2 separate regions of the Homo sapiens genome follow, and region 1 is linked to region 2. Evidence: chromatin contacts called from ENCODE Hi-C or POLR2A ChIA-PET data. All regions are on one chromosome and are shown on one strand. Each heading gives the region's core, a stretch centred on a gene start or an enhancer-like site at or near the end of the contact. The rest is flanking DNA. Distances are from core to core; before and after follow the strand shown. Region 1 holds the start of LOC105374777 (a long non-coding RNA gene). Region 2 holds the start of LINC01800 (long intergenic non-protein coding RNA 1800).

The links. Hi-C counts contacts between places; a loop is a spot of excess contacts on that map. ChIA-PET counts read pairs that join two places held with the same protein, here RNA polymerase II (POLR2A). Pooled maps may share reads with other maps.
Region 1: a loop to region 2 is called in a map of heart right ventricle, with 4 times the contacts of the local background. The contact joins the enhancer-like site here to the promoter of LINC01800 in region 2. A Hi-C loop is called at or near these places in 59 of 168 maps with a recorded cell type or tissue (A673, B cell, CD14-positive monocyte and 36 more), 22 of 37 single-sample maps with no recorded cell type and 42 of 50 pooled maps. POLR2A ChIA-PET finds 5 or more read pairs at or near these places in 17 of 52 experiments (A549, A673, AG04449 and 14 more).

What each region holds. Positions count from the first base shown.
Region 1 is chr2:64,765,709-64,772,707 of GRCh38, forward strand. LOC105374777 (a long non-coding RNA gene) reads right to left here and starts at 2,489. Exons shown (of 6, transcript XR_940177.3): 1 at 2,338-2,489; 2 at 1,865-2,163; 3 at 556-591. RefSeq lists an enhancer at 1,929-2,774 and a silencer at 2,173-2,672. Within about 2 kb of position 5,303, at least 2 of the 41 ENCODE cell types and tissues checked have a DNase peak (open chromatin) inside an H3K27ac peak, as active enhancers do; they include adrenal gland and heart right ventricle, where a contact is called at or near this core.
Region 2 is chr2:64,860,935-64,868,607 of GRCh38, forward strand. LINC01800 (long intergenic non-protein coding RNA 1800) reads right to left here and starts at 2,697. Exons shown (of 5, transcript NR_110224.1): 1 at 2,480-2,697. RefSeq lists a silencer at 4,684-4,883.

The DNA.
Region 1 (6,999 bases), core at 4,053-6,552, 93 kb before region 2:
ACTCAATTGTGGGAGCTAAAAATTAAAACAATTGAACTCATGAAGATAGAGAGTAGAATGATGGTTACCAGAGGCTGGGAAAGGTAGTCGGGGATGGCAGAAGTGGGGATGGCTAATGGGTACAAAACTAGAGTTAGAATGAATAAGCTCTGGTATTTGATAGCACAACAGGGTGATTACAGTCAACAATAATTCACTGCACGTTTAAAAATAACTAAGAGTATAATTGGAATGTTTCTTTTAGTATAAACTAAAAGAAAGTTAAGTGTTTGAGGTATACGCTATTTACCCTGATGTGATAAGTATGTATTGTTTGCCTGTATCAAAATATTTCATGTACTCCATAAAATATACACCTACTATGTACCCATAAAAAATTTTTAAAAAGCATGCTAAGGATGAAAGATTAGCTTTGTTTGTTTCCCAGTAAACTTCTCTAAAATAATAATCCCAAAACAGAACTTCTACAAATATTGAGTGTCTACTATGTACCCTCAGGCCTCCACAGACAAGCAAAAGAAGAAACTGAAGATTTCCCTCCAAAGATTAACTCACCTGTAAATTAAAGAGAGATCTGCCTGCCATATGTGCCTAAATTTAGAAAAAAAATTAAGGGTATTTTTAGTTAAAAAATTTTTAATAGATGATACATACTCAATTCCAAGATACAAAAGGATAGATCATGGAAAATAATTTTCTCTCCCATCCTAGCCTCTCAGTTACCTCCCAGAAGGCAAACATTGTTACAGGTTTCATATATATAATTTGAATATATATACAAGTTCATATATACCATGTATACTTATTTTTCTAAAGTAAATCATAGTAGTTTATATTGTTTCTGCACCTTTCTTTTTTCACTTAACAATATCTTGGAGATACTTCCCTATCAGTACATAAAGGGATTGTTTTAATCTTCTTCAAGGCCACATAACAGTTCATTATATAGATGTACCATGATTGTGGGACATTAATATTGTTTCTAACCTTTTGCTAGTACACACATTGCAACAACCAATGACTTCACATGTAAGTACTGCATCTGTAGCATAAACTTCTAGAAATGAAATGACTGGATCCAAGGGTAAGTGCAGTTGCCAAATTGTCTTTCATGAGGGTCCTGCCATCAAATGGGTGTTTTATAATGAATGCACTGTTAACAATTGCTATTGTGGTTGTTGTTTAAGTACTCATACAGTGGTAGGGCACAGTACTCTCCTCAGCAAAACCATGTAATAATGCTGTTTTTACAGACACCCCCACTTCATAGACTAGTTGTTAGCAAGAACAGTACATTGTATGCTACTCTACTTGAATTTTGTGGTTATAGAATAATTGGCATGGTAACCAAGCCATGGTTTAGTTAGGCTTTAAAAAACAAACCTATATCTATGTATGTATATCCAATCCTTTTTCTTAATAAATCTAAAAGGCAGTCGACTCTGGAGTATGTGGAGTTTAGAAAGTGAAACTGACTAGAAACCAAGATGAAAGATAATCAGGCTTCCTCTTCAGTGCTGACTGCAGCAGACCAACCAAATTATAAGAAATAAATTACCGTTAAAAAAATTCCCCGTTTTAATTACTGCAAATGTTAACGTGACTAGGTAAGAACTATTTTTAATCACCTATAATTACACGGTTAGTGTACAGCTAAAAGCACGAAGTCAGTATCCAAAAGCCACAATTAAAAAAAACAACAACACTAAGACAAACTTTGCTTTTGTTTGAAATGTGCAATATTTTTCCTTTACATGCTCTCTCTTCCCGAATAAATGCTACGTTTAGAATTGCTAGGGTTCCGCAGATACAGAAAGCCAGCTAGAAACATCCCTTCCCTGAATTCGATGGGCTTACGTCTTACCCAGCTTGAGCAAATTCTTGGCGAATATTTCATGAACTCACAAGAGACGAATTTGACATATTTAGAAGGGATGTAAAATAAAGTAGTGTAGGTTTTAAAGCTTTAGAAAATTGGGGAATTCCTTGGGCCAGAGAGAGATCATTAGACCTGCAATTCATACTTGGAATTACAAAGGGATACACAAAATTGAATTCTTTCCGATCATTGTGTATTAGCATCTCCCATTCTAGGTAGGATTTTTCGTTCACGATGAAGGCAAGGAGAGGGAGGGCCAGCTAGGTCCGCGGTCGGAGGAGTGTCTATAAATAGAAGGTGAAGTGTTCTAATACCGACAGGGTGCGTCATAGCGTCCCTCCCCCGAGCCGAAAGCGCCCAGGCAGCCCGCGGGAGCCACTGCGCGGCACCGGGACGCCCGCCCGGCTTCCCGCTCCCCGCCCTGGCCCGCGCCCCTCTCCCTCCTAGGAGCTGGAGACCTGCAGGCAGGGGCAGGGGACCCGGTCCTCTGCAGAACCCGAGCTCAGGGTTGCGTTAGACCCACTCCGGGGCGCACGGTCTTCAGCGGAGGGACGGCGGGGTGCGAAGGACCGAGGCGCCCCTGCTCGGGTGGCAGCCGATCGCCGCCTCCCGCATCCCCCGGCTGCCTCCCCCGTCCGGTCCTACCCTCCTCCCTGCCCGCGAAGGGAGAACAATAACCCGAGCGCGCCTGGGAAGCGGAGACACTGGGAGGCGGGCAGACAATGCGAGGGAGTTGCGAGGGGGCAGCCCCAGCGCACCGCGCGTTCTCGCTGTGTCCCAGCCGCGCCCGAGGGCTTGGCCTGGGGCAAGCGGGCCGCGGGGGCGCAGTAAGAGGCTACGTGGAAGATAATTTAGGTCTCTTGAAATCTAAAATCTCACAGCGTCTGTTCAAGGCCGGGGAGAATTTCCTCCAGTCTAGATAGAACATCAGCAGTTGGTTAAAATACACACAGACATGTGTGTATTTGGGTCCTTTTCTATTTTGGATCTGAATCTCTAAAGTCACTTTTGGAATTTCCATAAGCCTGTCTTTTTGTAAACAGATTTTTCTGGGATTCCCCCACCCCGACTCCTGTCTTGCGCTGCTTGTTCTTCCAGCTTGACCCTGTCCAGGTATCCCTCCCTCTCTCCCTCCCTCCTTCTTTTCCTCCTTCCCTCTCTCCCTACACACATACATTTGCCCCAGTTTGCACCTTTTTTTTTTTTTTTTTTTTTTTTGGTGCTGCAATTCTTTCTCCCTTTTGATTGGCGCTTTCTTTGGGTTCTTCTGCCCTTTTCGAAGTGCTGGTTTTATTTCCATCCCTCTCATAATTTGTTTTCTCCAATTCATTTCCTCTTTTTTTTTTTTGTCACAAGTAACTGTATCTGCATGATTTTTTCTTCCTACTGCCATAAGTTCTGTTCCCTTAAGGGCTCAAGCGTTCCTGGGGTAGGGAGGGGACAAGAGAATTTCATTGCATTTTATCTGAGGGAAATAATGTGTTGTAGTTCCACTTTCAGGGAGTCGGGGATACTGGGATTTTATACTTACATATGGGTCAAACCGTCTTAGCTGAATAAATCACAAACCTCTGTAATATCTAGGGTGCTTGGGTGCTTGCTTACAATAAAAAAGGCATGCAGGAAAAGCGGCGGTGGGGGGGGAAGTATTTTCAAATTAGGTCTCTAAATAGGGATTTTACAACATCCGTTTATTATTATTATCATATTATTATTATTTAGAAATGGGATCTCACCATGTTGCTCAGGCCGGTCTCCAACACCTGGCCTTAAGGGAGCCTCCCAACTTGGCCTCCCAAAAGTGCTGGTATTACAGGTGTGAGCCAGCATGCCACCCTCCACTTATCTTAAAGTAAAATTTTGATTATATAGTATGTGAAAGAGACTGGCATCTTTCATTCACCCATGAAGTGCCATCTCCTTGGTCTCATTTTTTTGCATTTGTCCTCATCTGCGGAATGTCTGGCCACTTTGCTGTTTCCTCTGGGTGTGGTTTAGAGTACAAAGTACAACCCTTTATCAACCAAGCAAATCAGAAATAGCTCCTAGATGTGGGACGTGAGAAAAAAATCAGGCAAAAGAATGGTTAACATTTTAACAAAAAGCATGCTGTTTGTGGCTGAAATATTTGGAGGTAAGAAGGTGTGTGAGTGGTCCCAGGGTGAGGGGGCGAGGTAGGAGTGGGGGTTGTGCAATTATGATAAATATCTAGGAGGCAGTTCTCTTTGCCAGGGCTGACCCCCAGGTTGGGCGGGGCCTGGACATAGCACAGATCACGTTTCTCCGCAAGTGATACCAGATAGAAATGAATGTGGTGCAGCCATGACAGAAAAACCTACAACCAGTGGCAGCAATGACAACATGCAGAGATGAGGAAGAGTTGTCCAGCTGAGGAGAGAGAAGTGCAGGGTAACTGACAGGTTTGTCTTTGTGGGTACCAGCTCTGTATCAGGAGCCCTTCCTCCATCCTGCCACCTCTTCTGCCTGCCTAAGTTACCAAACCTGCTTTCTGCCAGCCAGGACCTAGATTGAAGGGGAATCAAGAACAAGCTATAGGTCATGAGCAATCCTAGCCCCACATGCCAGCCTCACACCCTTCAAAACATTGTAAAGATTTGAGCATCCAAAAGTCAGGTTCTAGCCAGCAGGGTTAAGACTCTAAAATAATAATCATATTGTATCAGTATTGAAATTTATTTTATGCTAGGTACTCTGCTATGTGCTTTAACACAGTATCTCATTTAATCTATGTGCTTTAATCTCAGTATCTCATTTAGCAACAAGAGGACTTTGAGATATATATTAATACTCTTATTTTACACATGAGAAAACCAAAGCAGAGAGGAGTGATTAAGGGTTTATTTGCCTTTGGTCACAAGGCTAATGAGTAGTAGACCAGGACTCAAACCGCTGTCTAGCTCCAAAGCCTGTAATATGAACCCCTCTGAACAAGGAGGAGATAAAGGCCATTCCCAACCACGAGGACCTGAAAACTCATCATCTAGTGAGGGACAGTTGCAGTAGCTCTCTCTTATTTATCACTTAGGGACCCAGGTCTGTGTTTACAGAGGTCTACAATTCTGCAAAGAGAGCACTATGACAATCACCTTTGTTCCTTTGGAACTTGATTCAGGTCCTTTTAAGGAGAATCTGTAAACCTGAAAGAGCAAGGATTTCTGAGAGGACCCTAAACTGTCCTAAGCTGTGCTATCAAGTTTGGGGAGCAAAGCCTTTATCTGCACAGAGCAGGAGAGTTGGCTCCTTCCAGCAGCAAGAGAGCAGATCCATTACCAGGAGCAGTCGCGGCAACAGCAGCTGTCAGCAGTGATGAGGCAGGCCCCGAGCAAGACGCTGCAGCTTGGGCAGCAGTGGCAAAAGATGAGGGTGGGGAGCAGTACAGTTGTAGTGGGAAGAGCCTTGATCAGAGACAGGTTGGCAACAGCCCCAGAGATGAGCCAACACTTAGGTCAGCAGACATTGGAGGAGTCCCAGACCCTACCGGATTGAGTGCAGGCAGCCACAGGCTGGAGGTGTTTGACTAGAAAAGAACAGTAGAACTGCAGTACTTAACAAGGACTCTGGAGCCAGCCTGCCTGCATTCACACCCTGCCTCCATCCCTTCCCCACTCTGTGACCTTAGACAAGTTCATTAACCTCTCTGTGCCTTAGTTTTCTTATCTGCAAAATGGAGATAATAATGCCACTAATACCTCCCTCATAGGGCTGCTGTAAGGGCTAAATGAGGGAAGGCTCACAACGGACCGTCTTGGGCACATTGTAAGTCCTCTCTCAGTGTAAGGTGTTCTTATGATAATTATTCAGCATGAACAGGCTGAGCCCCCTGGAACTGACAGGGTAGGAGGGCAACAGGGAGAGTCCCGCTTGGGGTGTCCATTCCCCCAGTAAGAAAATAAAGCAAAACCAGATAACAGACTGATGAGGTTGGAACTCCAACAAAATCCTGGGTAGAAGTTTAAGTGTAGCGTAAGACCCTAATTCCTCCCCACCACTCCACCCTAGCCCCTGCCTTTTCTGTGCTGAAGACCCTGAAATGCAAATTCCACAGAATGAACAGCAGTGTGGGTGAGTAAACCAAGCATTGGACTAAGTGCCAGAAGAGTTAAGTACAGGTTGTACCCTTGAGTAAGTCACTTAACTTCTTTGAGCTTAAATTTCCACGTTTGTAAAATGAATTAGGATGAACTCTGGGGTTGGGGTGGATCTTCCCATCATCCTTCCCTTCTTCCAGAAACTGTTTCTCTCCAGCCCCCAACTATTGGGATTACCATTTTCTTACATGACTCCATCCCCCTGGCCACAGTTGATTGGTCCATGAGTGGGCATCTGACACAAGCTGGGCCAATCAGAGGACTTCCCTGGGATTTTTTTTGTTTTGTTTTGAACTGGTACTGAGAAAAATCAGCACCTCTGTGGTGGTGAGTCTGTAAAAGTAGGTAGAGTGGGGCTCAGGACCATTTGGCAGCCCTATTTTCACCCTGTGAAGTCTAAGAAGCAAACATGCAGTGAAAAGCAGAGACAAGAGATAGGTCCCTCTGATGGCATTTGTATCAAGTGTTTCTGAGACCCACGTGTACCCTTGCCTTGCCTGCAGTTAAGTGGGACACTCAGATGTCCTTCCAATCGATTCACCCCTTTTGCCTAAGCTGGATCAAATTCGTTTTCTGTCACTTGCAAGATGCTGATTGATACAGACTAGTTTATTTCTAAGATACCTTTAACTCTAAATGTCTATGATTTATATAAAAAATTAATGAATGGTGTTCAAATAGAACTATGTCTCTGAATTGTGGGTATTCATGCGGAATAATCAAAGGTTTGTTAAAAAAACTCTCATTTAACTCACTTAAAAGGGTAGACTAGGTTAAAGATGATCTCTAGTCTTTTATTATATCTAAATGAAAGAAATAAATAGGTCAAGAGCTGGTGTTTTGGCGAACTGTGAGGAAATCAGCCATTAAGTTATAAAAATTGATTTCAAAACTGTTGACGTGGTGACCTGGTTTTGAAATTGAATTCATTTTTTCCTGTGACCAGTATAACACAAGAGGAGATTAGTAACTTTGGCTTGATGAAGAACAATAATTTAGAAAGGCTGGGTC
Region 2 (7,673 bases), core at 1,447-3,946:
GACACTGCTCCCAGGAGGGTGGATATATAGAACTCTGGATTTTCCACTCAATTTTGCTGTGAATCTGAAACTACTCTAAAAAGTATTAAAAATTAAAAATATTTAATTAAAAAAGCCACAAATCACCCCTCCTAATGTCATCTGTCACCCTCCTAGTCACTTCCCCCAACCCTTGATTATTTTAGTATCAGGCTCTATCTCCTTTCATATCATCATTTTTGGTGACTTCAGCATCTATGCTGATGACCCACCCAACACTCCGATCTCTAAGACTGTTAATATCCTTAGCCCTAGCAGAATATTCCTCCTGCCCTGCCTCAGCCTCCTGGTCATATGCTAGATCTTGGAACCATGAATGTCTACACCATCTCTAAACTCTCAGATCCAGAGATCCCTTCACCTATCAGTCCTCCAGGTCACTTACTTTAGTTCTTGGACTCAGCAATTTTCCCATCTCAGACCTCTATTCCATGACTCTCCTGTTTTCTCATGACATCTCTCCCCTCAGGCCTTCGTTCTCAGCCAGCTGAGAACTGAAACTCCATGCTCCAGCACACAAAATCTCCCTGGCAAACACTCCTACCTTCCTTGCTCTGGTCTCTCTCCATTGTATTCACTGGGCGAAAACCCAGCTGTGGTTAAATCAAACTGTTTACTTCACACCTGCACCTGAGCAATTGAACACCACTAAAGAAAATCGGCCAGCTACTCTGGATGGACTCAATTCAAATTTCTGGCCATAAATTTCAAACAGGCATTTGAACTGTTGGACAATCCTACTACAGTTACTTAGAAAATTCCTTTTCCCTCTCCGCAGTGCAATAATGTCACACTTTCTCCTCTCTCTGCATATTCTCAACTCCCCTTCCTCTTTCATTCTCACTGTAACCTCAGACTATCCTTCATAGAGAAAGTAGGTACGATCTGTTGCCGGATCTTCCTACCTCCCTCCAAAGCCACCAGAATGCCTATAGCTCTGCATTCTCTCCACCCACCACCCATGGCCGAGCCCTCCATCTGTGCCCTGGGCCCCATCCCCTTTTGCCAGCACAATTATCCCCTTTCTGTTGTGTTCATCAATTTCTTCCTTCCTACCAGAGCCTTTCCATGGAAGTTAAATGGGACTTAAAAAGCTCTAAAGCCTTAGCCTCATATCCCCTTCTTGCTATTATACCATGTTTCTGCCCCTCTTTAGAGTGACTGTTCCTGAAAGAGTTGTCTACACACTGACATCTCCACCTCCACACTTCTCATTCTCACTTCCACCCACTCCAACTGGGCTTTTAGCCCTAGTTGTCTGTTTTAATAGCTCTTATCAAGGATGCCAATGACTGACATCTTAAGGTCACATTGGTGGCCAGTTCACCATCCTCTATTCATCTGGCCTGTCAGTGGCACTGAATGCGTTTGACCACTCTCTCTGTGGAAGACTGAATTATGGGTCCTATTTCTTGTCCTGCCTCACTCTATCCCTATCCCCTTCAATCCGACTCTGCAGTCCCTCCCGCTAGATGTAGACTATACTGTACTTTCTTGCCCCTTGACTTTGGGCGTGGCTGCATGACCCCTTTTGGCCAATGGAATGTAGGAGGAGGTGACATGGTGCCAGTTCCAAATCTAGGTCTTTAGAGGCATTTTATGTTTCCACCTGCTTTTTTGTGCCTATTATCACCATGGGAGAAAAATGTGCCCTAGCTGGCCTGCAGGTACAAAAAGAGTGAGGGACATGTATGCAGAGCAGGCTCAGCCCAACGGTGGCTTAGAGCTGCCCAGCCAACATCAGCCTCATCTAGCCAACCTCCAGCTGACTCACAGCTTTGTGAATCAAATAAATATTTACTGTTATGCCATTGAGATTTTTGTGGTTGTTTGTTACCTAGCAATAGCAGACTGATACATCCTCTTTCTCAAAATACTTCCTTTGCTGAGTTCCTTGTAATCACCATCTTCTGGTTTTCCTCCAGTGTCATGGGCTGTCTTCCTCAGTCTGCTCTGCTGGGTTTTCCCCTACCAGATCTCTAAAGGTTGGAGTGGCATCAGTCTCAGCCATCTGCTACCTTCTTTCTTGACTCTCTCCCTAAGTGGAATTATTCTGGCCTACTGCTTTGAAGACTACCTACATGCTGGTTCTCAAATTTAAATCTGAACTCCAGACTCAAAGCTGTCTACACATATTTACCTGATGTCTGATAGGTCTTGGCATGGCCCAAACACAATTATGGATCCACCTCCTACCCCCAACATAGGACTACCCAGTTAGTCCTGGGTCAGATCATCAGTAAGCCTTATCTATTCCCACCTCCAAAACTGACCCAGAAACCAGTATCACATCTCACCATCTCCATAGCCACAACTGTGGTTTTTAAAATCTCCTCCTGCCAGGACTTTTGCAATAGTATCTTAACTGTTTTCTTCACTCCCCACCTTCTAACCCTCCAAAGGCTTCCCACTGCAACAAAATAAAACCCACACTTCTTACCTTGATCCATGAGGACTCAGCTACCTATGTTCCCAAGGCCCCTCTATTCTTCTTGCTCACATTGCTCCAACCACGTTGGCCTTCACGGTGTTTCTTAAGCATAAGGAGCACATTTCTGCCTCAGGGCTTTTGTTTTTACTTGCCTTTCTGCTTGCAGCACTCTTCCCCAGATCACCACATGGCTGCCTCCTTCCCACCCAGAAGGTCTCGAATGCCACCTCCTCAAAGAGACCTTCCCTGGCTAAATAAAACAGCACCCATCAACCTACCACACACACGGATGCACCCACATGCACACACACACACCCCTCTACCACAATACTCTAGTTTAGCTTCCTTTTTTTGTTATTTTTAATTTTCTTTTGCAGAGGCAAAAGAAGACACTTGCTGCCCAGGCTGGTTTTGAGCTCCTGGCCTCAAGTGATCCTCTTGCCTTGGCCTCCCAAAGTCCTGGGATTATAGGCGTGAGCCATGAGTCTACTCTGTTTCTCCCATTAAAATATAAAATCCTTAAGAACAGGTATTTGTCTCAGTCTCTGATGTATTACCAGGGCCTAGAACATGTCTTGTACATAGTGGACTTTCAATAAATGCTTGTTGATTGACTGACTGATGCTAGAACTGAATAGAGAAGGGATACAATTGGCTAGATTGTGAACATGGGAATGAATGTCCCAGGAAGGCAACTGCAGAAAGGCTGGAGAATTCAAGATACAGTATATCCAAGGGGTTATGAGGGGCCAGGCTGGCTACAGGAGAGAATTCATGGGGAATGAGGGAAGAAACTTCTGCATGGTGGAAAGACTTAAATGCCATCACTCCCAGTCATTGGAGATCGTGGGTGCCCCTGAGGGTTACAGATCAAGGACGTGATATGTTGAAAGCACAGGTTTTAGGATGATTAGTAGGGTTGAAAGGTATGCATTTCTGAGTGTCCTTAACTATGTGTCTTCCCTTGGGATCCCAGAATTTTAGAAGACAAAGACATCTAGAAGAATCTGAGAGCCCAGGGGAGCCAGAGAGATTGGTCCCCTTGGATTCCAGATGCAAGAAGAAGCCATTACCCAACCTTTCAGGGACCGATACTGAGTTCCCGGTTCAGGAAGTTCTCCCTGTGTAATTAAGGATTTGCCAAGCGCACAGCCGGCATTCATACACACGTGTTAACGAGCTGGTGCCCCAGTGTCCCTGGGCTCCCTTATACCCTCCCCCGACACACACACACACACACACACACACACACACACACACACACACACACACACAGTTGCTTTCATGTACCCAGTGGCTGAACACAAGCTTCCCCATACCCCCACCCCACGGATGCATCTCTAACCCAGCTACTTGCCTTCCCAGCCCCCTCCACCCAATTCTATTGTCAGGGCTGAACAAAAGGCCCAAGGCATCCTGGGTTAAAGGATTTTTAACTCTGCCAATCCCAGGAGGCTCCAACATGAAGCAGCTTCCTGCTGGAGAAAAGTGACTGAGACATCTCCCCAGGCGACAGGGGAATTTTTTTTTTTTTTAATCTGGTCTGAAAAACAGAACCTAGCCGCCAATCAGACACTCCTCCCCCCAGGACCCCACCCCGGAGACCTCCCAGCAGTCAAATGGGCCTTGAGGTCTCTTTCCTGATGACTTCTATTTGCAGGCGTCAGGCTTGTTGCTTCCCACGTCCCCCCCGACCCCCATCAGACCGGACTCTGGCTCTCCTCTCCTCCCGCACCTCCCCCACCCCGCCCTGTGCCCGGTGGCTGCCCCCGGCGCACGGACAGTGCCCCCTCCGCCTCTCTGCTCCCCGGGAGTGCCGGCAGTGCCCGGGCAAGGCCAGAAGCCCAGGCTAGGCCCCCTCCGTGGGCGCGCCAGGTTCTGTGCCGCGTCGTCCTTCCCCTCCTTGGGCACCGGCTCTGAACCTGCCCGGCCAGAAACCGAACCCGTTTTCAGGAGGAGCGCCTGCGGGCGTGCTGGCTCCACGCGCGGCTCTCGGGGCGGCCGGGTTCGGGCGTGTGCGTTTCCAGGCGCCTCTGTCCCCAGCGGGAGGAGCGGCTGTGGAGGGGGCCTGCTGGCGGCTCACCCCAGGCCCGGAGGGTTCGGGAACTAAACCTGCATCTGGTGTCAAAACCCCTTTTTGCCCACCCTGGCACTGACGTTAAGCATGCATCTTTTTTCCCTGAAGTTTTTTTTCCGTAGAAGACATACTGGGTAAATTAGAAACATGTTTGAGAAAGGAGTGAGCGGCGAACGCTGGCATCTAAACAACACAAAAGTGCCCACGCCAGGCCACACGCCCAGGCGGCCGCGGCCTCGGCGGCGGCGCAGCGCCCCCTGGCGGCCGCGCGGGGCCCCTACCGAGCCGCCCCCGGCCGTGTCCCCTCACCTCCCCTCACCTCCCACGCTCCTGAGCCGGGAGCAGCCGGGAGGGCCAGGGAGACCCCTGCTCCCCCAAGTCAGAGCAACAGTGGGACACTTTGGGAGGAAGGGAATGAAAGGAGTCCAACGCCAAGGTCCTGGGGGATGCTTTCTGTGGTTTCGTGGCTGGCGCCGAAGTCAAGAACCTAGGGAAGGAGCCAACATAAAAGAAAACCCTTGATCCATTTTCAATGAATGCCTGAAATTCTACCAATCCAGCATCATCCCTTCACCTGCAGGCTTTGATTCCTTTTAAAATGCAAATGCCTCAAGGAAGGGGAACCCTTAAAACAAGGGCAGATGGCAGGCTACATCAAGAAATCACCAACGTCACCAAAGAGACATGATTACGCCATGATGTGTACATACTATATGGTAATGGCGTTTAATAAGCAGCGTTTAATCTTTTTTTTATTCCTGTTGTTGGTTGTCCAGGCATCCTTTTGTACTCTGACAAGCAGTGTTTCTTCAGGATGCCCCGCCCGCAGTGGCCAGACCCTCTAGTTCAGTTGCTCCAAGTTTTCTTACCCTTTGCATCCTAAACCTTTCTCCAATCATTCTACTTCCCATTCTCACAATCCTGCTTGATTGGAGGTTCACAGCATCTTATCGCTAGTCCCAATCATTGCAGTAGCCCAGTGGGAGTATCTGGATCCCTTCCATAGCACACAGGGTCCTGGGGAAGTTCAAGAGAGTCTCTCAAGTCCTTTCTGTACAATACGCAACACCACTGAATCTGTCAAGAGGCGGCTGCCTTGTGCTGGTGGTGGGGTGGGGGGACTGTCTTCCCAAAGTCAGCAGAGAACCCCTGCTTTCGGCTTCCCATCATCTATCTGGAATTTCTCTCCTCTTGCCACTCCTCCATCTGGCAGAAGCCAGAAGTAGGGGTGCTGGGTTTCTGAAGGACCCAGGCAGGGTCTTTCCCGCTTCTCCCCTTTGTCCTCTGAATCCGTCTTTTTCCTGCTCATAGGGTTTCTACTTAGCCATACTGTCCGGTGGGAATGCCTCCAACTCCAGAGCTTCCTCTTCTTTCAAGTGTCTCCTGCTGTATCAGTTATCTGTTGCTACAAAACGAGCCACCCAGTGGCTTACACTCAGTAGCTTAAAACAATAAACATTTATTTGCTCATGACTCTGTGGGTCGGCTGGGCGGTTCTTCTGGCTTGGCTCTGCTGGGCTCACTGTGTTTGTGGTGAGCTGGCAGGTCATCGGATGGTTTAAGATGGCCTCCCTCACACATCTGGTGGTTGGCAGGCTGTCAGCTGGGGTGAAAGGGTGACCCGGCCACGTGTCTCTCATCTAGCAGGCTAGCCTACCCCAGGCTTCTTCCAATGGCAGTAGGCTTCCACGGATGGGAAGAGCAAAAGCTACAAGACTTCTTGAGCCCCAGGCTTGGAACGGACGCACCTTCCCTTCCACCGCATTCTCTTCATCAAAGTAAGTGACAAGGTGGGCCAAACACAAGGGGTGGGCAAATGGACTTCACTCGAAATGGAAAGAGCTGCAAAGTACTGCAGCCATGTGTGCAGTCTACCACACTGGCTGTCTTCTTTCTTGGGGCACGTTATCAATGAAGCAAAATGCACTTAAAAATATGACATCCTTCAGACACACCAAACACAGGCAGTCTAGCACAGTGCTTAAGTGCACAAGCTCAGTAGTCAACGTGCCTGGGTTCAAATCCTGGCTCCGCATTTACCAGCATCTGACCCCGTAAAAATTATCTTACCTCTCTGTGCCTCAGTTGCCTACTCTGTAAAACTGGGGGTAGCTGTAAATATTAGATAAATTATATCATGCTTAGGCAGTGCCTGGCACATAGTAAGTGGCCAATAAATGTCAGCTATTGTGCCCAGGAGATGATGGCTGGCTGCCCACCAGGAGTGCTGCAGCCGCAGCACCATCTTCCACAGTAGCCCCAAAGCCCCACTCACCACTGCTGACACCAGCAGCCTCACACTGCCAGCTCTCCGGGCAGGGGCAGGGCCCCTTTGAGGTGCCAGCGAAATGGTCCTGTCAGTTTTTACCAGTTCCTTCATCAAGGCTTGCCTATCACTTGAGCCCAGGAGTTTGACACCAGGCTGGGCAACACGGTGGAACCAGGTCTCTACAAAAAATGCAAAAAAATTAGCTGGGCATTGTGGCATGCCCCTATAGTCCCAGCTAGTGGGGAGGCTGAGGTGGGAGGATCACTTGTGCCTGGGAGGTTGAGGCTGCAGTGAGTGGTGATTGCACTACTGCACTCCAGCCTGGGCGACAGAGCAAGACCCTGTCTCAAAAAAAGAAAGCATGCCTGTCTAGAGCTGGGACGGGTCAGCTGTCACAAAAAGAGCTCTGAAGTCACACAGACCCCAGGACTGCTTCTGGCTCTTCTTCCTGAGGGATTTAGACGATCGAATTAATTCTCAGAGTTTCAGTTTCCTTGTCTGTAAAATGGGTGTGACAGCAGTACCTGGCACAGAGCCGATGAAGTGTAACGTGAAGAATTAAAGAGCCTGGGCCTGAAAGCTGAGGGCTCTCAAAGGACTCTTGTGGTATCTGAAGCTGCCCCTCCTACAGGGGAAACTGCTGTGGATGAATCCTTACTCCCCACAATGGCCTGCATCACTCATACAGCCCTCCGCCCCTGGTCCAGCAAGATGGGCCAACATCCTAGGGAACAAGCTAAGCTCTCTCTGCAGTTGCTAGTTTGATAACTGTTACCCCCACTACACTTCTGGGGCCTGTACCTTTGTTTTATTTTCAACCTAGTACCTCTAATAGTTAGCCCAGGGCTTGACATGGT